Linked DNA regions of Homo sapiens: regions 2, 3 and 4 are each linked to region 1. The links are chromatin loops, found by intact Hi-C in ENCODE. Cell type or tissue: OCI-LY7. All regions are shown on one strand. Each heading gives the region's core, and the rest is flanking DNA. Links, peaks and the distances in the headings are about the cores only.

Evidence for each region. A loop is a pair of places that touch in the nucleus more often than their neighbours do. Peaks named below come from ENCODE experiments on the same cell type or tissue, not always from the same donor. Only the 100,000 strongest peaks of a DNase experiment are listed, where the experiment ranks them.
Region 2: a loop joins it to region 1, with 6 times the contacts of the local background. A loop is called at or near these places in 3 of 110 quality-filtered maps.
Region 3: it touches region 1 in a loop (2.5-fold over the local background); 11 of 110 quality-filtered maps call a loop at or near these places.
Region 4: it touches region 1 in a loop (6-fold over the local background); 98 of 110 quality-filtered maps call a loop at or near these places.

What each region holds. Positions count from the first base shown.
Region 1 is chr6:25,488,339-25,493,338 of GRCh38, reverse strand. CARMIL1 (capping protein regulator and myosin 1 linker 1) reads right to left here. Exons shown (of 37, transcript NM_017640.6): 13 at 4,754-4,857; 14 at 1,530-1,607; 15 at 1,315-1,391. Among named protein-coding and RNA genes, the nearest start is that of SCGN, 160 kb to the left of the region's middle. In OCI-LY7, for the core only: CTCF peaks have their summits at 3,058 (motif pointing right) and 4,795; DNase peaks (open chromatin) are centred at 3,088 and 3,738; H3K27ac peaks cover 745 bases.
Region 2 is chr6:25,384,898-25,389,897 of GRCh38, reverse strand. The region is part of intron 2 of CARMIL1 (capping protein regulator and myosin 1 linker 1); the gene reads right to left. All of the region lies in intron 1 of LOC124901281 (a long non-coding RNA gene), which reads left to right. Among named protein-coding and RNA genes, the nearest start is that of CARMIL1, 110 kb to the right of the region's middle. In OCI-LY7, for the core only: no CTCF peak of the experiment used is centred there; DNase peaks (open chromatin) are centred at 957, 1,777, 2,207 and 2,877; H3K4me3 peaks cover 4,602 bases; H3K27ac peaks cover 5,000 bases.
Region 3 is chr6:25,554,235-25,559,234 of GRCh38, reverse strand. CARMIL1 (capping protein regulator and myosin 1 linker 1) reads right to left here. Exons shown (of 37, transcript NM_017640.6): 29 at 2,385-2,534. Among named protein-coding and RNA genes, the nearest start is that of SCGN, 95 kb to the left of the region's middle. In OCI-LY7, for the core only: CTCF peaks have their summits at 2,393 and 2,608 (motif pointing right); a DNase peak (open chromatin) is centred at 2,624.
Region 4 is chr6:25,262,077-25,269,873 of GRCh38, reverse strand. No RefSeq gene overlaps it. Among named protein-coding and RNA genes, the nearest start is that of CARMIL1, 13 kb to the left of the region's middle. In OCI-LY7, for the core only: CTCF peaks have their summits at 3,797 and 4,016 (motif pointing left); a DNase peak (open chromatin) is centred at 4,003.

The DNA.
Region 1 (5,000 bases), core at 1-5,000:
AACAAAATTACTAAGGGCTTTCTACAACTATATCTAGGTAACGTATTAGGTATTAAACAGTTTAATAACAACCTTTCATGTGGAAGACAAGACAATTTGTTAGCGCAATTCTGTTCTATAAGCTTAACAGCTCTACTGAAGACCAGTCATCACAGAATTCACAGTATTTTGAACTCAAAAGTGCTGATTATACAAAAACCTTTATAGTCTGTGCTTTCATCTTGTAACCTAGTTCCCCAGTCAATTACTCCTCCACCAAAGCATGGCTTTATAAGCTGGCTTCAAATATATGAGTTGACTAGGTTTCAATTAAAACTCTCAAATGTTCGCCAAAATATAGTTATCATGGAAAATTCAACTTTTCCCACCATTATATTTTCAGACTTCACACTCTCTAACTTTAATCTATGGAGGTATTTGTGGCATATTTTTGCTACTGTAAAGATTTAATCACTATTGAAGTAATAAAAAATAGTACTTTAACATACAAAGTAATTGATTTGCAAGGCACAGTTATGGAATAAAGCATGCTACAAAACTGAATTTTCCAAATAAGTGAGGGTTATCCTTTTAAATATATAAGGCCTTTAAAAACTAGCAAAAATAAAAATATTTCTAATATTAACCAATACCCATGTTATTTAAAATCATATAACTAAAATATTATTTATAATTTATGGTCATAATTATAAATGCTAAGTGTTGAACTGTATTAATTCTTTAGATATTCCCAGATTCCATACCTATCTAACCCATGTACTTTTCATAATTCCTCTGATAATTCCTCTGCAGTCTCTTTGCATTCTAAGTTGCTACTGTCTGTGAATCCTTGATGCTTCTAATCTACTGCCTTATTCTGCAAACAATTAAAGTCAGGAGTGTATAAGTGAAGTAGTCAGACTGGCCCTCGATTACTTCTACAAGTGAAAATGCATGAGCTTTGAGATAACTATTCTCTTTACTCTCTGAAAGTAGTTTATACCTACATCCAAGCTCACCCGTGAGAAATACCTATAAAAGTTTCTAAAAGGGTTTTTCCCATATTAAGACAGATTGCCTGACCACATAGGAGAAATAGTGTATTATCACATAGTTCACGCAGGCAGGCTAGAATTATTGGTAAGAACATTAACCTACACTTAAAATGATAAAACAAAAACTTGAATGTTCAAGGACTAATATTCATAGATAATGCTTAAGGCTGCCTTCTTTCATATACAACATTCACCCTTTATCACTGTTTTCCTTATCACTACAACTTTTCTCAGAAGAAGACACTTCCAGATGACAATGAGAGCAGAAATAAATCTATACCGGTGAGAGAAGACAGTTCTGGAGAGGTTGAGCACAGCTAAATATTGAAGGCATCCACGGAGAAGAGCTCCACAGACCTGAAAAAGAAATAAGGCACTCTTCTTTTCAAGTATTTCTAGGTCCAGGAGAATCTTTTATTAGAGGTCCCCTACATCCCATCTAAATAGCTCTTCTGAGACCCCTCAGAGCAAGATATATATATATTTTAAATTTACCATGTCCAGGGAACATTCTGTATTGGATAAATCCAGATGAACAATGGCATTTGGCTGGGCCAAAAAATTATACATGTGCTTGAAAAAAAATAAAAGATAAATGTTAGGATTCTAGAAACACACACATACACACAATGCAAGTTAATGTTTTAAAAGGAAGTTGCCAGAATTTCTCAGATCATTCTCTGCTCTTCCCAAGGGGATTATCAGAATTTTCTGTCATTCCTTTAGGTTCCCTGACAGTGAAAATCCCAAGAATAGTTAAAATTATGTTTGAGTTAAAAAAAGGCCAAATGGAATATTGAAAACCAAACCCCCATTTTGTTATGCATGACTTAGTTTTCCTGGATAGCTTAATTTTTATTATACAATTTTGGAACCGTGCTAATTCATTTTAACCCCTGAGATTAAAATACCACCTGAACTGCAATCACTCTATCAAAATGCTAATCACTTTTGAAAGTGTTTGCAGAACTACGAATCTGAATCTGAACCACAGGATGGTCTCAGGCTATCCTCTCTTCTGTCCGACATAATGATTTTTCTACCCTTAGTTACTTCTCAAAGCTAACAAGAATGGCTTGGCAGCAATATGAGTGCTTTTTTAAAAATTTCACTAATAGCTAAGACACTTCTGGTTTCAGGGGGTCACAATGCTTAAACTTCCCCAGTCCTCTCATTCAAGGCCATCAAAATAATGAGACTGATCAACAGATCAGTTCAACTGAGATACTGAACATCAACAGCAATGTTGTTCTGGAATTACCCTGTATGTGTAGCAACTGCCAGAGCCCACCCATAACAAGCTGAGTCCAAGCTCCCTGCCACCAGGCAAATAGCTTAAATTCTCCTCTGCTTCACTGGATGCCACTGGATACTTGCAAAAACAAACAAGCTTATACTGAGTACGTCCTTGCAAACATTTACTATGTGTAGCAGTTTGGCTATATGGTGCTTCAGAAGAATCCTATCAAGGAATTCAGAAGAGCAAAAAAATAGCCTGTAAACACTTAACACTTTAAAATAACCATACACACAGAATGACATTTATTTTTTTTTATTTATTTATTTATTTATTTATTTATTTATTTATTTATTTATTTATTTATTTTAAGACAGGGTCTGGCTCTATCGCCCAAGCTGGAGTGCAGTGGTATGATCTCGGCTCACCGCCACCTCCACTTCCCGGCATCAAGCCATCCTCCCGCTTCAACCTCCTGAGTGGCTGGGACTACAGGCATGTGACACCACGCCCAGCTAATTTTTGTATTTTTTGTAGAGACAGGGTTTCAACATATTGTCCAGGCTGGTCACAAACCCCTGGACCCCAGAGATCCACCTGCCTTAGCCTCCAAAAGTGCTGGAATTCTAAGTGTGAGCCACTACACCCAGCCATAGAATGGATGTTGTTATGAAAAGTTCTGATTCAGAAAAGTCATTTTGCTCTCACATGAAGATCCTCTGCCTCTCTCTCTCTGTTTGCCTGGCAAAAATTGTCTCAAGAGACTTTTAAGTTTACTGTGGCTTTGCTCCCAGCTACCAGCTGGGGGAGCTCTTATCACCATGAAATGGTGACAAGACTATTTGGCCACACTTCTCCAAAGAGGCCAGGCCCTGCTAGGCTGCTTTCCCTGAGGGCACAGGGTCAGGTAAACTCCTGCACCTGCCGCCAGGCTCCTGGAACTTTTGCCTTCCCCGCCCACTCTCCCCTCCAGCCCACTCTCACTCAGGTCTCATCGTTCCACTCCCCAGAAGCAAGCTACAACAGGACCCACCCTGGCCAGAAAAAGAAATCTTGAGCTATTTTGTTGTTTTAGGTGACTATTAATGTTCCTATTTTAGCTGAATCTTATTAATCTTTAGCCTTTCCTTTTATCCTTCCCTCTATTCTTCTACTTTGCCACAGTATTATTTTGGTGGTGTCACATTGGCCTTGTTTTATTTTGGGGGGGAGCAGATTTATGAACTGTCAGTGAAGGTAACAACTGAAACTGGAAAATGGATTGAAAAATCGTGGCACACCAGGAATCAAGTATTATTTAAATAATTTTAAGTTCAAGGGAGAGGAAAAGGAAAAAAAAATACAAAAAGGCCTTCATTTGTACTTCCTGCCTTACAGGTAAACCAAAACAAGAGAAATAAGAATAAATTTCACAGTGTTTTTCAGCCCTGTGGCAAAGCAGTGGAATGCAAATTAAGGCCATTCAAAGATGGCCGCTGGGTGTAGGCCATGTTGTTAAAGAAACAATTCTATCTTGGTGACTAGAGGGGATCATTTGCCACATATGGAAATGAGATAATACCTAATCCACTGTGTCAAAGATCTGCCAAATATTACATTATTGATTCAGTTACATTAAAAATTTTATTATAATTGAGAGAGTAGTTTTTGCCTTCATATTCAAACTCCGAAGAAATGGCCCCAGGTTATATGTTGACCACTCTTCTCCCTATTTTATTCACGGAATAGACGAGTGCTCAGGTTTATCCCAATACTCCCTTTCAATTGTAACCTATAACCATCAGTCTTCCCAGTAACAATAATAATAATGAGAAAGTTCAGTTAATGTGCCCAATCTTCCTTACCAGGCAATTTTAACCTGTAAGCTAATGGGTTTTTGTTGTTGTTGTTGTTGTTATTGTTTGATACGGAGACTCACACTGTCGCCCAGGCTGGAGTGCAGTGGTGTAATCTCGGCTCACCACAACCTCCGCCTCCAGGGTTCAAGCACTTCTCCTGCCTCAGCCTCCTGAGTACCTGGGACTACAGGCAAGTGCCACCATGCTTGGCTAATTTTTGTATTTTTAGTAGAGATGGGGTTTCACCATGTTGGCCAGGCTGGTCTCGATCTCCTGACCTCGTGATCTGCCTGCCTCAGCCTCCCAAAGTGCTGGGATTACAGGTGTGAGCCACCATGCCTGGTCCCTGTAAGCTAATGTTTTTAAATGAAGAAAAAAATTCTTCAACAGCATTACTTCCAAAAAAATGTGAACTTCAGCATCACTAAATGAGAAAAAAAAATAATTGTGGTGATATATGACATTTAATTAACGAATGCTCTGGAATTTTCAGTAAAACACTTCATAAGCTCGTAACTAAATGATTCAAAGGTGTCATGACAAAGAGAGAGGCAGGAAAATGCACTACAAAGACATGTTTAGAATTATTCCAGGCTTATTAAACACAGCTTCTTCGAAGATGGAATAAAGAAAAGAAAACTTACTGAGAGGTCATCTCCACGAAGGACGTTCCCTGAGAGGTCGAGGTGGACAAGGGTAGAGGCGGTCAATGGATTGGCACTGAGTGACTGAGAAAGGCTGTTCACCCCTGCAACATCAAGAAAATCCAGGCTCAGTTTGCACTCCAGGAAACAAAATGAGGTTTGTGTTTCTATAAATGGCCCAACACTTCCATCAAATTGCAGGACTGAGGTTAACCATGAGCACTGTCCCTGAAAGGTGGCGCTATGA
Region 2 (5,000 bases), core at 1-5,000, 100 kb after region 1:
AACACCAGTGGCTAGTCTCACACAGAAAATTTTCCTAGGCAGGAAACTCAGTGTCTCCTGATTCTTCATTCCTAAACTGTATTCTGCTGATATTGCATGCCCTCTTGTAATTATCATGAGTCCTACACATACAGAACAAGACAGACAAAATCTTCATTGCTGCGGCCCACACCAACATTAGCTTGCCTTACCCTGCTTAATTGGCTCTGATCACTGGGCAGAAACAACTCATTGCTTTTTCCTTTTCACATGCTGACTCAAGTATTCCTGGCATCATTAGTCATGTTTCATAGTGTCTAGAATAAAAACAAACTGACATCCAATTCCAGCAATTATTCCATTTTACACTTTGGAGAAAAGAAGTGATCGACACCTTCCAATCTGCCTAAAATCTCAAGCAGCTAACACTTTTGCAAAACAATTTGACTATGCCACATGCCTGTATCCCCAGCTTCTTGGGAGGCTGAGGCAGGAGGATAGCTTGAGTCCAGGAGTTCAAGGGCAGCCTGGGCAACACAGCAAGACCCCCCCAAATCTCAAAAAAGAAAACAATACAATATGACTAAAAGAAGATTTAAAGTTATGCAAAACATATAATAGACAGTGTCATAATTTTTAAACCAATGAGAAGCTGAAAGATTCTTTTGAAGTTTGCTTATAGACTCCAATTAAGAAATAGAAGTCCTCCTCATGTCTTCTCAATTAAAACCATTCCATTTTCTACTGGCAGAGCATCTGTGGATGAGACAAGCACAGTGCCAGGCACTTGGAAATGTTTGGTGAGTACTGAACGTAAAACATGGAAATGTGGGTTTCTCTAGTAGTGGAGGCAGGAAATCCCCATCAGTAAGGAGTAAAAGCTAATTCCCCTTAGGGCAGTCATTCCTACTTTCTTGGTAGTGCCTGTTAAGTAGAGGCCAGGTGTGGTGGCTCATGTCTGTAATCTCAGCACTTTTGGAGGCCGACACAGGAAGATCGCTTGAGGCCATGAATTCAAGACCAGCCTGGGCAACAAAAAGAAGCCTCCCTTTTTTGTTACAAAAAAATTGTAAAAATGTGCTGGGTGTGGTGGTCTGTGCCTATAGTCCCAGCTGCTACACTTTGAGAGGCTGGGGTGAAAGGATTGTTTGAGCCCAGGAGTTGCAGGCTGCAGTGAGCTATGATCATGCCATTGCACTCCAGCCTAGATGACAGAGCAACACCCTGTCTCTTAAAATAAAATAAAATAAAAAAAGGCCAGGTGCGGTGGCTTATGCCTGTAATCCCAGCACTTTGGGAGGCCAAGGCAGGTGGATCACAAGGTCAGGAGTTTGAGACCAGCCTGGCCAACATGGTGAAACCCCGTCTCTACTAAAAATACAGAAAAATTAGCCAGGCATGGTGGCGCCTGCCTGTAATCCCAGCTACTCAGGAGGCTGAGGCAGAATTGCTTGAACCCGGGAGGCGGAGGTTGCAGTGAGCTGAGATCGCTCCACTGCACTCCAGCCTGGGCGACAGAGCGAGACTTCATCTCAAACAAAACAAAACAAAAAAAGTAGAGAAATCCACATCTAAAAGACAAAACATAATAAAACTGTTGTGTGTGCTAAATACCTTCATTTCTATCACCTAATAGTAGCTATTTTAACTAAGGCAGACATCACCAAAAAAAATTAGCCTTTCAATACTCTCCAGCCTTTACTCTACTGTTGTAGAGAGAATAATGATGCCAAATCCAACATAACTTGACATCAAGAAACGCTTCTACATCAAATGAGTTTCAAAACATCCAGAACACCTGCAGACACATTGCAGGTGTAATGCTACAATAGTAACATGGTTCAACAAGGTCTGGAGGCCTCAAACAGTGAGGATTTTTACTTCTACTTGCCTATCTGCTCAAGATCTTTTTCTCTTTTTTTCTTATGAACTGTTTCTCTCATCGTTCTGTTCCTTCCTTTTCTTTCTTCCAACAGATACCCAAAATGACAGAGTCCATTTGCCAACTCACAGCTAGAGGCAAAGAAATCATTACCCACTCGGAAAAGGGGCCCATAGTTGCATCTGGTGATTATTCTCTATTTCATACGATGCTTTCCCTGAGGCCTCAGTCTTCTACTGAAAATATTTTAATTGTAATTATAAAGTCATGACCATCCACATGTATAGCTGGTTTGCTTCAATTAGAAGTCACTGCAACCAAAAAACAAAGCACTTTCAGTTCCTCACACTCATTGTGTTTAATGTTTCCATTGGTTGAATCTCATGAATGGCTCACTGAATTGAAGAAATGCCCCCAAGTAGGAATTCTAAATTCTGCATCTTCAAAAGATGGTCTTCAAAATCACAGAAAGAAAAGCTGCTGAATTGCAGAATATATACTGCTATTGAAAAGGTTATAAATCTTTTAACTTAAAGAAGGGTAGAATTCTTCACTTAGAAAATTCAGAACAACTTATGTTAATGTTTCATTTGTCTTGAACTAGAAACTGTGAGCATAGTGTTCAACAGATTCAGCTATTCACTTATTCATTGACTTTTATATCTCTGCATATGCTCTTCAGCCTATTATCTGGGGAACTATCAAAGAAAAGTTGTGGCCCAAATGCTGGATTTGCCTGTTCCTCAGTTCATAACAAGTATTTCTCAAATGTAGACCTATAACTATAAACACTTTTAACTTTCCTTGAACCAGAGCATTTAAAAATGCATATAGTCTGTACATTAAATGTGTTCTTAGTGAAGTAAAAGGTGACATCATAGAGTGTTATCTAGTCTGTTGTGATTTTTTTTTTTTTTTTTTTGGAGACAGAGTCTCACTCTGTCACCCAGGCTGGAGTGCAATGGTGCGATCTCGGCCTCGCAGGTTCAAACGATTCTCCCGCCTCAGGCTCCTAAGTAGCTGAGATTACAGGCACCGGCCATCATGCCTGGCTAATTTTTGTATTTTTGTGGAGATGGGGTTTCACCATGTTGTTGGCCAGGCTGGTCTTGAACTCCTGACCTCAGGTGATACGCCCACCTCAGCCTCCCAAAGTGCTAGGATTACAGGCATGAGCCACCACAGCCGGCCTCATGATGTCTTGTATTATCTAGTACTATCATGATTTTCACCTATTGCTTGTTACTTTCATGCAAATTCTAATTGACTTTCAAAGTAAAATCAATAAAAATGACCAGTGTTTATATGACATTTACTATGTGCTGGACCTTAGTCTTTGCTTATATTAACTCATTTAACCCTCCTGACAACCCTATGAAGTGGGTACAGTTATTTCTTCAACGTCCTGGGCGGTGTTCGTTTTCATTTTAAAGTTCCTACTCCTAAACCATACTAACAAAGTTCAAGTAGCAAGATATCAGATTACAAACAACAAGCCAGGCATGGTGGCTCAGGCCTGTAATCCCAGCACTTTGGGAGGCTGAGGTAGGTGGATCACTTGAGGTCAGCAGTTTCACCAACATGGTGAAACCCCATCTCTACTAAAAACACAAAAAGTTAGCCAGGTGTGGTGGCAGACACCTGTAATCCCAGCTACCTGGAAGGCTGAGGCAGGAGGATCACTTGAATCTGTGAGGTGGAGGTTGCAGTGAGCCAAGATTGAGCCTCTGCACTCCAGCCTGGGCGACAGAGCAAGATTCCGTCCTCACCACCCACCCCACACACACACAAAGATTATAAACAACAAAATTAATTCCATGTCCTTATATCATACCAAGGTAACTGCTTTGACACTGCAAATAACCAGTGTGATTGGTAAAATAATTAAATGTATTATTAAATGTATTAATTCTTGGGCTATTTGCCCACAGCAAATTTCCAAGGTTAATCCTACCCTTCATTGTGCATGAGGCAAATACACTCGGATGTATCCAGACAGCAAGTTAGCTATGGTTGAGAGAAAGCAAGAACTGCAGGCAAGAACAAGCCCAAAAACAATCTGTAACCTGATTTTGAAAACTAAATATTAATTTCATCACCTTCTTTACCAAATCTTCTAACAAGTAGCAAGTCAGACTGAAGTTTCTCTCTCTTCCTTCCTCTCCATTCTTTGAGGTGCTAATGAGCAGAAAATGAGAGTCTAAGGCTCAGAATAATCTACAGACTGGAATAATGAGTCTTGGAAAAATTCAAGAGCTGAAAGTGAAGCCTTACTAATTTGCACCATGAAAGAGGCCATTTTTTATGTTAGTGCTGACTGATCCAAATCCAAAATAAAAATACCACCAAATCAATATATAACTCTAGAAAACATGTATTCAAAAGTTTGTCATGATCAAAGCGAACACTGTGATTTATTTGGTATCTATTTATCCCAAAAAAGCTACTACTATTTATCTCTTCTGTTTATCTATGTGAAAATAAATTCCAAATGACTATAACAGGGCATGGTCCATAGTAAGTGCTCAATAAATGTTTACTAAATGAAATGCATGAACGAATCATTAGGCCCCTCAGCATTCTCACTTATCTACTCTGTCTCCAGTCCTCACTCCCTGAAAACCACATTGCACAGAGCCACCAGAGGGATTCTTCTAGAACACAAATATAATCATGCCACTCAACTGTTCGAATCCCGTTCATAGACTTCCCCACACCTCACCAGCAAACTGAAGTTCAAACTCTGTCACAGAGCACCTTTGTTACATCTCCAGCCCATTCTCTCACCACTCTTGGCCTTGGATATATGGCAATAATAGTGAAATTCCCCTTGCCTACATGGTGTTCCCTCCTCCCTTCTGTGAACTGGATGCCTTAGATAACGGTTCTCCTGATAAGTTGTACATAACTTTATAGCTGCACTTAGCTCACCACATTACTATCTGTTTTAATGTCCAACTTTCCTCTCTCACCGAATGTGAACTCTGTAAAGAAAGATTATCTTATTAATCATTGTCCCTCCAGCATCTAAAAGAGTACTCAGCACATAATAGGTACTCGATAAATGTTTGCTGGATGCTTGGATAGATGAATGGATGGGCGAAATTAAATAGTGTTACATCTATCCAAAAGGAAATTC
Region 3 (5,000 bases), core at 1-5,000, 66 kb before region 1:
GCATTAAAAGAGCAATCTATTGCTCTACTCCTTCCAAATTAGCTATGAGTTTGTACCAGCTCAGAAAATCGATTTCCTTTAGGAGAGGGATCCTTGCACTTCGGGCAGCTGCTGCCATGTGAAAGGTTCTATCTTTGGGTGGCTTGGAATTGATGGTTAGGCTGAAAGTATACACGAAATTATTATCAATAGTATAAAATCCCGACTTGCACTTTTTACACACACAAAAATATGCTTTTTCATTACACTAACAGCAAATTTAACTCTGGTTTTCTACTACTTAACAACTTATTAGCCTAGTTAGAACAATGAATGAAGACAATATTTATTAGAACAAAAGCTGCTTTCATGACTTAAAAACTCATGCCTACCTATATATTCTTTTTTTGATGAAGAGCTCTTGTGTTTCTCTGTCACTCCCTCAACACCCAGGGCCCTGCTCCTCACCCTAGGACTCAACACAGGCTCATCTCAGGAATGGCCCTCCCTGCTTACCTCCTTGGCCCTTTAAACCAGATAAAGTCTACCCTCCTAACGTGGCTTGTCCTGAGAGTTGAATTCAAAGAGATCTACATCTACTCCTGCCTCTTTAGGCATCATGGCAACATGAATGTTTTTACAATGGATGCTGACTCACAGGGGCTGTGCCTGCTGCAGGCCTGTCCCTTAAGTTCTGAGGGTGGTCTTCCAACTGCATTTTTTAAAATTATTCCTTTCCTCCACCCTCAACTCACTCACTTAAAACAAACAAACAACCTTTTTCTTCCTTTCACAAAACTAAACCAAATTAAACAAACAAAAAAACTTACTTCCAAACAAAGTTTACACAGTTTAAAACCAACGTTACAGTAGGTGAGCCAGTCTTTCATAACCAACTTTTCCTCATTCCAAACCACATCATCTATAAACCTAATAAAATACATTTTACTAGCTTGTTTTTTCCTTCACCCTTTTCCAATTTACACATGACCAAATAAATCTGGTAGGAAACGTGGTATGTGGAGTTGATTTCAAATTTTTAATTCAAATCTATTTCTTATTATTTGTTTTCTTTTAGGGCTAGTCTAAGAGCTTTCCAGAACAATTATCCTATAACATAGTGTCCAACTTCTAATGCCTCAAAAGGCAAACAAACTCAAAATACTTATGAAATATAAATGTTATAATAAGATGGACAACCAAGTTTTTAAAAACTTGACAATTTCCTCCACCCAGATTAAATATATGTGCAGGTTTATATAATTATATAGAAAACTGTTTTTCAGCCTTATTTAGTGATATTAGAATGTTGCTTACAATCTTGGATTATACATTAGGCTTTCTTTGCTGTTCTCCTTGTATAGGACAGGACTTTACATAGAGAACCCTCAAATATTTTATTCACAGACTTTAAAACATGATAACAGTGGTTTATAAATAAGTAAACTTCTTAACACACTACATTCCCTCCTAGGTTAGAAAAGTAATATCGGCCATATCAGATCCTTGGTGTTCAAAGTTAAAACAAGTACTATTTCTTAACAATGGCTTCATCTAAAAATTACTAAAATCACAAGCTAATGTAGAAACATTTGGACATATAAGTAACCAAAACCTAGTCTTACCACCACCACCTCAGATTATAAGGAATTATTAAAAAGTAAACATTTTGTAAGACATAAACATATTGAATACAGAGGATGATATAGACACAAACAATTGTTTCATGGTAAAGTGAGAAGTAGCTATGCTGATTAATATAAATTTTAAAATAATGAAATAGGATTCAGATAAAATTTTCCTTAGAGTGAAAAGGTATTAACAACCTAAATACTCTAGTTATAGGGCCAGATGGATATGCTACATGAAATTTAGAAAATGGATAAGAAATTAAGACCTACAGTTAGGTAAACATTATAGTGTGCATTCCATCTTCTAAAGCACATCAAATCAGGTTAACGAAACAGAATCTCATCTAAACAGGAAGCCCAAATTTAAGGGTTTGTCAAAAAGTTGTGTAACAAAAGAAAACAGGTAAGACCAAGAAAGAGTCACCCTATATATATTTTTTATTTGAAAAAGTCTTTCTCCACATTTTTAATGGCTTATTTATAATTTTATTTGAAGATATTTTCCTGTCACAAAAACCTTTAAGAGTTACCTAATCTATTTCTCCTAATTAGGAATTTTCCCACTATGGCTACAGGGCCTTAGAAGGGGGCTGAAGCTTCAGCTTTATTCACTTCATTAGCGGCCTCTTTAGGACTTTTCTGAAAGAATTGTCTGAGGGTGGGGACAGTGTTTTGTTTGGTCTGATTTCAAAAGGTGAGATTTAAAAAAAAAAAAAAAAACAATGGCACAGTCCAGTGAAAAGGGTAACGGTACCACCAGAGGATGTGTCTTACCATACAGGTATCCAGATCTTCCAAACGCTCTATCTCTGTTAGCTCCTCCACTGTGATGATGGAACGTTTAACTGGCTTCTCCTCAGCCAGCTCGATCTCTAAGGATTCTTGTTGAGGAAGGGTCTTGCCACGTCTGCTGAAATGGTCAGCCTAGAAGGTCAAGACGTGTACGAGGAGAAATTAAAGTACAGAGAAAGTGCTGGTTAGCAGGATTCCTGAAGACGTCTTCCACAAGATGGCGCAGTGGAGCACAAAGCTGACGAGTGACAAGGACAATTCTTAATACATTCACAGTACAGTAACTTACCTCCTTTTATTATCTTTCTTTGGAGGACAGAGTGTTTTAAGCAATAAGTTATAAATCTCTTAGTAAATGAAGAGACAACATAGTAGTGTTCTTTTTATTAATTTTATTTGATAATTCCTCTGAAGAAATTTCCTTCTATACTAAAAAGTATCTGAGAGTAATAAAACAATTCCAACTTTCATTATTTTTAAAGGACTGAAAAGAAGGAAATTACTAGCAAAATTTTAATTCCTGCTCGCTTTCATTGTTTTCATATAATGAATACCATATTTGATATGATTTCTTAATTTCCAGTGTTATACTTTAGGTAAACATAAAAAATTAAATAAGAGGTAGAATAAGCTTGGCTGAAATTAACAAACTTCAGTGCTGAGCTGATCTGACACCAGGAACTTTGATTTAATTCTTCTGAAACAATGAAAACCAGTTGGCAAGTCCACGGAAACTTTGAGAACGTTTACAAACTTAAGTTGGTGAAAATGGTATCTGAAAGTCATTGAAACCAAGGTTTCATTTTGAAGACAGTATTTCCTTCATATGAGACTTAATCTCTTTCCTTATAATCTAAATCAGCAGTATTAATGTTAAAATGAAGTTCAAACCAAAAGTGCATTCAGCAAATTTTTTCGCAATTAAAAAAATCAATACTTTCTGAGTAAATTCTTTAAGAAAAAACAAATGCAAAAAAGTGAAAAATTCAAACTTTCAGTGTAGTTCTCACATGAAGATTTCTGTTAGTATAATATGTACTATTTGTGTCATAAGTAAGCATTTTAAGGCCATTCCTGGAGCCATGGGTTATCAATAAACTGTTTCTAAAATAAGTTTATTTTAAAAGGATGCTCTAGGCCAGGTGCAGTGGCTTATACCTGTAATCCCAGCACTTTGGGAGGCTGAGGCAGGTGGATCACTTGAGGTCAGGAGACTGAGAAAGGATTTCACATGGTGAAACCTCATCTCTACTTAAAATACAAAAATTAGCCAGGTGTGGTGGCACACACCTGTAATCCCAGCTACTCGGGAGGCTGAGTCAGGAGAATCACTTGAACCTAGGGGCAGAGGTTGCAGTGAGCCAAGATCGCACCACTGCACTCTGGCCTGAGTGACAGAGCAAGACTCCATCCTGAATGAATGAATGAATGAATGAATGAATGAATGAATACTCTATTGCTTTTGTTTGTACTTATTTAAAAAAAGGCTGAATCAGGAGCTCTAAACAATCATGTAGCTCTTTACTGTGCCAGGAAATAGAAAACAGTGTTTCTTACATTCAATGTGGTGATAAACTGGTTTTTTATATTTCCAATTTAGCACAAACCAATACACTGTTAAAATACAATAAAAAAGAAAAATCAGAAAGATAACATGTGTTTGGATACTCTATCTTTTTTGGTGCTACAATGAAAAACTATATTTTTTCATATGCACTGATATTGGAAGCTCAAGAAGTTTCTGGATGCTTCCTCTGGGGAACCATCCATTAGTGGGCCACCTCTGGTCCACAGGCAGCATTTGAATTGTGCTATTAGAGATATCTGTCTTGTCTTTCAGATTTTGGAAGACAGTCTTACACGTTTTTCTCAAATGAATTTTTCAAAAACATGCATTTTGTCTGTTTCACGCAGAAGAAGCTATTGCTGCTCCTCTCATTTTAGGATTCTCTAGGGTCACCCAACAATTCAATGCCATAAAACTGGTATCTCCATCCCGCACAGTTAAGAAAACATTGAAGAATTATTTTTCTTGAAGGAAACATTGCTATAACTTTCCTGGGAGACTTCCACTGCATCATATTGAGGCATTAGATATAACCAGTTATAAAAGCTTCATCTGTACCTCAGAGAACTTCCTGAAGTTTGCGCAACATTGAGTTTCTGATACATTTTTTCATATGCACTGATATTGGAAGTAAAATCCCCTACCTTGAGGCAGAACCAGTCTCTAGATGAAGAAATTTTTTTTTTACCTTGGTTATATCCAAGGCACCTGTGGGGCAGTCAGCAGCTATCCATTACTAAATTATGCCCATTTTGTTCTTGCACTTTCTTTATTCAAATATTTTTATTTTCTCCCATGTTTTTAGAATAGTCCATTATCAAATAATCATATCAACAACAAAATGAGCAAAGATAAATTAAAATGTTAATTTCAGACTTCAGTCTCAACATTTCTTCCCCAAGCTTTTGACCTTTATAATAAATGAACAATAAGATTTCTGGATACAATCAGTTCTGCTTTCCCTTATCATTCCCTCTGGAGAAGTTCTAACATGCTCCAGAATGGCTAGAAGCAACATAGAAGAGAAAGGA
Region 4 (7,797 bases), core at 1,301-6,300, 220 kb after region 1:
CCAATATTAGGAATGAGAGGGGGACATGATTACAAATATTAAAAGGGATAATATTGGAGATATTATGAAGAACATTATGCCAATAAATTTTACAGGTTAAATGAAACCTACACATCCCTTGAAAGATAAAAATGTCAAAAGTGACTCAAGAAGAAATAGAAAAAATCTGAAAAGCCCTAAATCTACGAAAGACATTTGAATTTCAAAATAAAAACCATCCCATAAAGAAAAGGAAAAACAGTCACATCAATTATCTCTTTACACACACAAACAACCATAAGGCAAAATTCAACATCCATTCAAAATAAAAACTCTCATTAACTAGGATAGAGGAGAATTTCCTCAAATTAATAAATTGAATCTATGGAAAACCTATAAGTAATGTTATATTTACTGGTGGAAGCATTTAGTCCCCCTTATGCTTCCCTCCTTAAATCAGAACCAAGACAAGAGTATCTACTCTTCCTATTTATACTCAATATTATGCTAGAAGTCTTAGCAATACTAATAAGGCAAGAATAAGAAATGAAAGACATAATGGGCAGAAAGGAAGAAAAGCCTGTCTTATTTGAAGATGGCATGACTGTATACATAGAAAATCCTAAGCAGGCCAGGCATGGTGGCTCACGCCTGTAATCCCGGAACTTTGGGAGGCCGAGGAGGGCGGATCACGAGGTCAGGAGATGGAGACCATCCTGGCTAACACGGTGAAACCCCGTCTCTACTAAAAATACAAAAAATTAGCCAGGTGTGGTGGTGGGTACCTGTAGTCCCAGCTACTCGGGAGGCTGAGGCAGGAGAATGGTGTGAACCTGGGAGGCAGAGCTTGCAGTGAGCCAAGATGGCACCACTGCACTCCAGCCTGGGCTACAGAGCAAGACTCCGTCTCAAAAAAAAAAAAAAAAAAATTTGCTGGGCATGGTGGTGTGTGCCTGTAGTCCTAGCTACCTGGGAAGCTAAGATGGAAGACTCACCTGAGTCCAGAAGGTCGAGACTACAGTGAGCCATGATCCCACCACTGTACTCCTGCCTGGGTGACAGAGTGAGATCTTGTCTCAAAAAAATAAATAAAATAAAATAAAGAGAGAGAAACACTCAGCAATAAAACGAAATGAACTAATATTATATATGGCAATATGGATGAATCTCAAAAACATTATGCTAAGAAAAAGAAATCTAGACACAAAAGAGTGTGTACTTGTGGTAACAGGAGGCATACAGTTGTCTAACCTCAGATTCCATGGGGATTCTATTTTTGGAAATCAGAAAAGATAAAATAACTCTCAGAATGATATATATATTACTAGAAATGTTTATTTCTGTAGGTTATTGGGAAGAATCTGCTTTGTACCTCATTCAGGATGTTGACAGAATTTAGTTCCTTGTGATTATGGAACTGAAATCTCTGTTTCCTTGCTGGCTGTCACTCAGGGCCCATTCTCAGCTCCGAGGGCCAGCTTACTTTCCTTGGCATGTGGCCCCTTTCCATTTTCAAAGTGAGCAAAGCTAGAATCTCTCTTGCATCAAACTCCTCTCATGCTTCTAACCTCTTTCACCAGAAAGAGACTTGTCCTTTTTAAGGACTCACCTGGACAGGTCAGGACCACCAAGTATAGTCTCTCTTTCTCTCTCTCTCTCTTTTTTTTTTTTTTTTTTTTTTTGAGACAGGGTCTCACTGTGGTTGCCCAGGCTGGAGTGCGGTGGCACAATATTGGCTCACTGCAGCCTCAACCTCCCAGGCTCAAGTGATTCTCCTGTCTCAGCCTCCTGAGTAGCTGGGATTACAGGTGCACACCACCATGCGTGGCTAACATTTTTGTATTTTTAGTAGAGACAGGGTTTCACTACATTGCTCAGGCTGGTCTCAAACTCCTGGACTCAAGCAATCTGCCTGCCTTGGCTTCCCAGAGTGCGGGATTGCAGGCGTGAGCCACTCACTGCACCTGGCTAGTCTCTCTCTCTCTCTCTCTCTCTCTCTCTCTCTTTATTTATTTATTTATTTATTTATTTATTTAACTTTAAGTACTGGGATACATGTGCAGAACGTGCAGATTTGTTACATAGGTATACAAGTGCCATGGTTGTTTTCTGTACCCATCAACTTGTCATCTAGGCTTTAAGCCCTGCATGCATTAGGTTAATTCTCTCCCTCCCTTTCCTCCTCACCCTAGTCCCTCTTTCTTAAAGTCATCTGTACTACATATAACACAACCTAATAATGAAAGATCCCATCATATTTACAGGTCCCTTCCATGCTCTAGGGGAGGGAATATACCACAATCTGCTACCACAATAAAGTTGGCATAAAACATAGAAAAAATTAAGAGAAATTTCAGCAAATCATTGTATTGTGAATGCTGAATGATGGGCGATACGTGTTTTTGTTTAGTTTTACTAACTTTGTTGTGTATGTGTGTGTGTGTTGTATTTTTAGCATATTGATCAATCACAAAAAGAATACTAAACTACTTTTATTAGTGAATGTACTTATTTTTCACATTTCTTTTCTATTTTTATTAATATCTGTATACTCAGGATTAACCTTTGTTGTTTGCTTCTGTCCTCTGGAACCTGATATCTGGGGCAATTTCAAAAAGTAATTTCTGAAGTGGGGGCAATAAATAAGTCAACCTAAAAAGAGAAAATAGCAGTCTGAGAAATCTTTCCAAATTTTCTGTTTAAAAAATCTGGCCACATAAGAAGTAAAAATAATAATAGCCATCAATGATGCTAAGCCACTGACACATTTCATCAGCATTGCTTATCTCCTATTTTCCCATTGTTCAATGTCGTCACATGAATTGTCATAAAAATGAGATTATTATTGTTCAGTTGCTCATTAGTTCAGGCTGTGGAGATCTCCTAAAAAGGATAACTTGTCTTTTGAGACCTCCCTATTTGTTACTAGAGAAAAGTGTGGGATGTTTTGGATTGCAGATGGAAAGTTTTCCTCTTTAACTGAACTCTTGAGATTGTAGTGAAATCATCCATGTCCTGAAGCATCATAATCGTTCCCATATGGACGAATTCATTCAATAAACAGTTATATTTGCATATATAGATTATCCCTAGAAATAGTTTGTCCCTGTTTTGGGAATCTTTGCTGTTCAAACAGCTCTCAAGGGTATATAAGAGGGTTTTACTCCTCTTACCCACCTCCCCATTACAACTCAGTTCCCTAGTGTTTTCCTCCAAATATTTTTAAGAAGTGAGGTAAGCTGGCTCTGAGGCTTCTAAATTCTGAATTCTGGCTCATTTTAACTGAGTCATTCCGGAGGTCCTAGCCTTGAAACAACTTATCTTTGGTTCCAATAAACAATAAGCTTAAGAAAAAAAGTTAGCTGTCTAATAGCCCCATGATTCCCTTGGCTATCTAGCTAGAAACTCTGTTCGCAAATCTGCTGCATCTTTGATGAATAGGAAATTTACAAATAATTCACAATTATGTTGAGTCAGCGCAGGTAGGGAGTTATCAGACAGTCAAAATACTTTAAAAGTGACCTGTTGGAAAAGTACTAATTTAAAAACCTGCTCAGATTTTTGCTTTCTTTCTAGCGATTACCTTAAGATTGTATTGCACCCTTTGTTATATTTTTAGATATTTAGATTTTCTTTTCCTTTATTGCTGATATTGTTATTGCTCTATGAAGCAATACAACTTTTAGCCATCTGCTTCTCTTCCTCTTTTGGATAATTGACATTTTGTCAAATGGCAAAAAAACAGTATCAACCATACTAAGTAATAACTAGCATTTATTAACCCTTCCTTCATGTTGAAGATAAAGCACTTCAAGTGTTTTATCTCATGTAACTCTCGAGACAACTTAAGAGGTAGGTGCTTTTATTATCTCTAGTATTTAAATAGGGAAGCTTCACTCCAGACGGGTTAGATAACTGTCCCTAAGTCACACATTGACACCACAGAGTAGTTCTGATGATAGGTTGTGGTGCTTCTACACATTCCCAATCTAAAATGCCAGTAAAGAAGTGACTGCTACTGCCATCTGCTGGTAACTAGCAGAGTTGCTAGCTACTTTTGCTCATGCTGCAATTAAAAATCTGTACAAATTAGTGTTTGCAATGAGAGCTCTCTTCTGACACACGTTGGTGTCTCATGATGCCATCTATCATGCTAGTGTTTAGAACAGTCCCTGACACACCGTAAGCACTCAATATTTATGGAATGAACAAATGGAGATCCCAGGAGAGTTTTTGTTGGTAAAACTTCTCAAGTTGTCCTGAAAGAACACAGAAGCTGTCTCCACACAAAGCAGTGATGGTCTTTCTTTCTTTCTTTCTTTCTTTCTTTCTTTCTTTCTTTCTTTCTTTCTTTCTTTCTTTCTTTCTTTCCTTTCTTTCTTTTCTTTCTTTCTTTCTTTCTTTCTTTCTTTCTTTCTTTCTTTCTCTCTCTCTCTCTCTCTCTCTCTCTCTCTCTCTCCTTCCTTCCTTCCTTCCTTCCTTCCTTCCTTCCTTCTTTTTTTCTTGAGATGGAGCTCTGTTTCCCAGGCTGGAGTGAAGTGGTGCGATCTCGGCTCATTGCAACCTCCACCTCCTGGGTTCAAGCAATTCTTCTGTCTCAGCCTCCCGAGTAGCTGGAATTACAGGTGTCTGCCACCACACCTGGCTAAGTTTTGTATTTTTAATAGAGACGGGGTTTCACCATGTTGGGCAGGCTGGTCTCGAACTCCTGACCTCAGGTGATCCGCCCAACTCAGCCTCCCAAAATGTTGGGATTACAGGCATGAGCCACCACGCATGACATATGATGCTGTTTTTCAAGTGTTTACTTCATTCACTGTGCTGCCTCTGCATTTACAATCTCCTTTGAATTTCCTTGTTATAACCTAGTTTATAAGTGGAGTCTCACTCATGTTTAAATCTAACTTTATCAGTTACATCGTATAGGTTTTAGAAGGAATCCTAGTTTCAGAACTGACAGAACTGAAAAATCCTGGCTAGTGTTTCCCAAGCCCTGTTTCAAAAGATGGTGATTTTAAAAAAGTGTTTAATAGACAAATAAGTTTCAGAAGCAGTACATTAGATAAATTTCCCTTGTTTTCTTTCTTTCTTTTTTTTTTTTTTTTCACTGTAGAACTTCTTAGAGTATTGAGGCAGGAGAATGGCGTGAACCTGGGAGGCGGAGCTTGCAGTGAGCCGAGATTGCGCCACTGCACTCCAGCCTGGGCGACAGTGAGACTCCGTCTCAAAAAAAAAAAAAAAAAAAAAAAAAAAAAGAACTTCTCCGAGTATTAGAAATCTTTGAGAAGGGTTATACATAAAACCGTATTTGGCAGCTTGGGCTGCCATAAAAAAATATCATGGGCTAGGGTCTTAAACAAGAAAAATTAATTTTCTTACAGTCTGGAGGCTGGAAGTTCAAGATCAAGGTGCTGACTTGTTAGGTTTCCAGTGAAGGCTCTCTTCCTGGCTTACACATACCTGCCTTCTTGTTTTGTCTTCACAGGGTCTTTTCTTGGAGGATGATATTGGAGAGAGTGAGAGGTGCTCTTCTTATGTCTCTTCTATTAATGACACTAATCCAATTGGATCAGTTCTGCACCCTTATGACCTAATTCAACCTTAAATACTTCCTTAGAGGCCCCATCTCCAAATACAGCCATACAGGAGGTGAAGACTTCAAAATATGAATCTGGGGGGGACACAAACATTCAGTCCACTTACAAATAGGACTTGATCACAGATTCTTTCTCATTTAGCTCCTATTAACATCCTAAAAGACATTAGTGTTTTGTGGAACTCACTTGGAAATTTCCAATATACCAAACTCCAGTTACTACAGATGGAGTCCAGTGAGAATAATTTTCCTAATATCATACAGCTAGTTATTGGCAAAGCTAGAACTCTCATTTTAAGTGTTGTTTTCATGATATCATGCTTGTTCTATTTTATTTCTCCATACGAAAATAAACACTAGTATTGCCTTTGCAGAACTTTACAGTTATAAAGGGGATGTGAACTAACATTTATTGAGTGCTACTATGTGACTTTTCTACCCTCCCCCGTGCTAAATGGGTTAAACATTCCAGAATTTATGACTGTTGCATTTCACATCATGATTTAATAAATGCTTGAATGACAGCCTCTATGGGATGAGTCAGTGAGAGTCTGCCCTGAGAGATACATCTTGCTGATTTTCTATGTGTCAGGCACACAGAAAATGTTTTTTTTTCTTTTTTTTCTGAGACAGAGTCTCACTGTGTTGCTCAGGCTGGAGTGGGGTGGCACTATCTTGGTTCACTGCAATCTCCGCCTCTTGGGTTCAAGCAATTCTCCTGCCTCAGCCTCTCAAGTAGCTGGGACCACAGGCACCAGCCACCACACCTGGCTAATTTTTTGTGTGTTTTTAGTAGAGATGGGGTTTCACTGTGTTGATCAGGCTGGTCTTGAATTCCTGACCTCGTGATCCGCCCGCCTCGGTCTTCCAAAGTGCTCGGATTACAGGCATGAGCCACCGCACCGGGCGGCCTTTTTTCTTTCTTTCTTTCTTTCTTTCTTTCTTTCTTTCTTTCTTTCTTTCTTTCTTTCTTTCTTTCTCTCTCTCTCTCTCTCTCTCTCTCTCTCTCTCTTTCTTTCTTTCTTTCTTCTTTCCTTTCTTTTTTTTTTTTTTTTCTCGCCCAGGCTGGAGTGCAGTGGCCCGATCTCAGCTCACTGCAAGCTCCACCTCCTGCGTTCATGCCATTCTCCTGCCTCAGCCTCCCAAGTAGCTGGGACTACAGGCCCTGTTTGTATTTTTAGTAGACACGAAAGTAGCCAGGATGGTCTGGATCTCGGGACCTCATGATCCGCCCGCCTCGGCCTCCCAAAGTGTTGGGATTACAGGCGTGAGCCACGGCGCCCGGCCGGGTTTTTTTCTTTTTTTTTTTAATTTTAATCTTTTAAAAACCTTTAAACTGACAAATAATAATTGTACATATTCATGGGGGTATATAGTATTGTTTTGAAACATAATGTATGGTGATTAGATCAGGGTAATTAGCATATCCATCATCTGAAACAATGGTCATTTCTTGGGTTGGGAACATTCTGTATCCTCCTCCTCCTCTAGCTATTCGAAACTATGTATTACCTACAGTGGTATAGAACAATAGAACTTATTCCTCCTATCTACCTGTAATTTTGTCCTTTAACAAATCTCTCCCTATCCTGCCCCCGACCCACCCTTCCCATGACCCTCCCCAGCCTCTGGTATCCTCTGTCCTACTTTTTACTTCTATGAGCTCAACATTTTTTTTTTTTTTAGCTTCCACATATGTGTGAGAACATGTGGTGTTTAACTTTCTGTTCCTGGCTTATTTCACTTAACATAACGTCCTCCAGTTCCAGCCGTGCTCACATTGGCCTTTTTTTTATGCTCTAGAAAGTTATATTGTTTTCTGCCACAGACTTCATAATGCTGTGTTCTTTTCTACTCTTCTTTTTTACTTCCCACCTTGTTCTCCTGCACTTCAGATGCACAGAATTGTGTTAACCATAAACTTTGGGTGTTTATATGCCATCATCCTTGATCCATTCACAATACCATTCAATAATATAATAAACATCCAACCCAACAATCAGAATAAGTAACCTATATTTATCTACATGTGCCTTTCTTGTCTCATCCCATTGCATCTCCCTCAAATAATATTTTGATCCTAAATGTTAGATTTATTGTTTGCTTGCTTTTTGTTGTTTTTGCTTGCCTAACCACACACAACACCACACACACACACACACACACACACACACACACACACATCTCTATTGGTTACATGGTTTAATTTTTTTTGTTGTTGT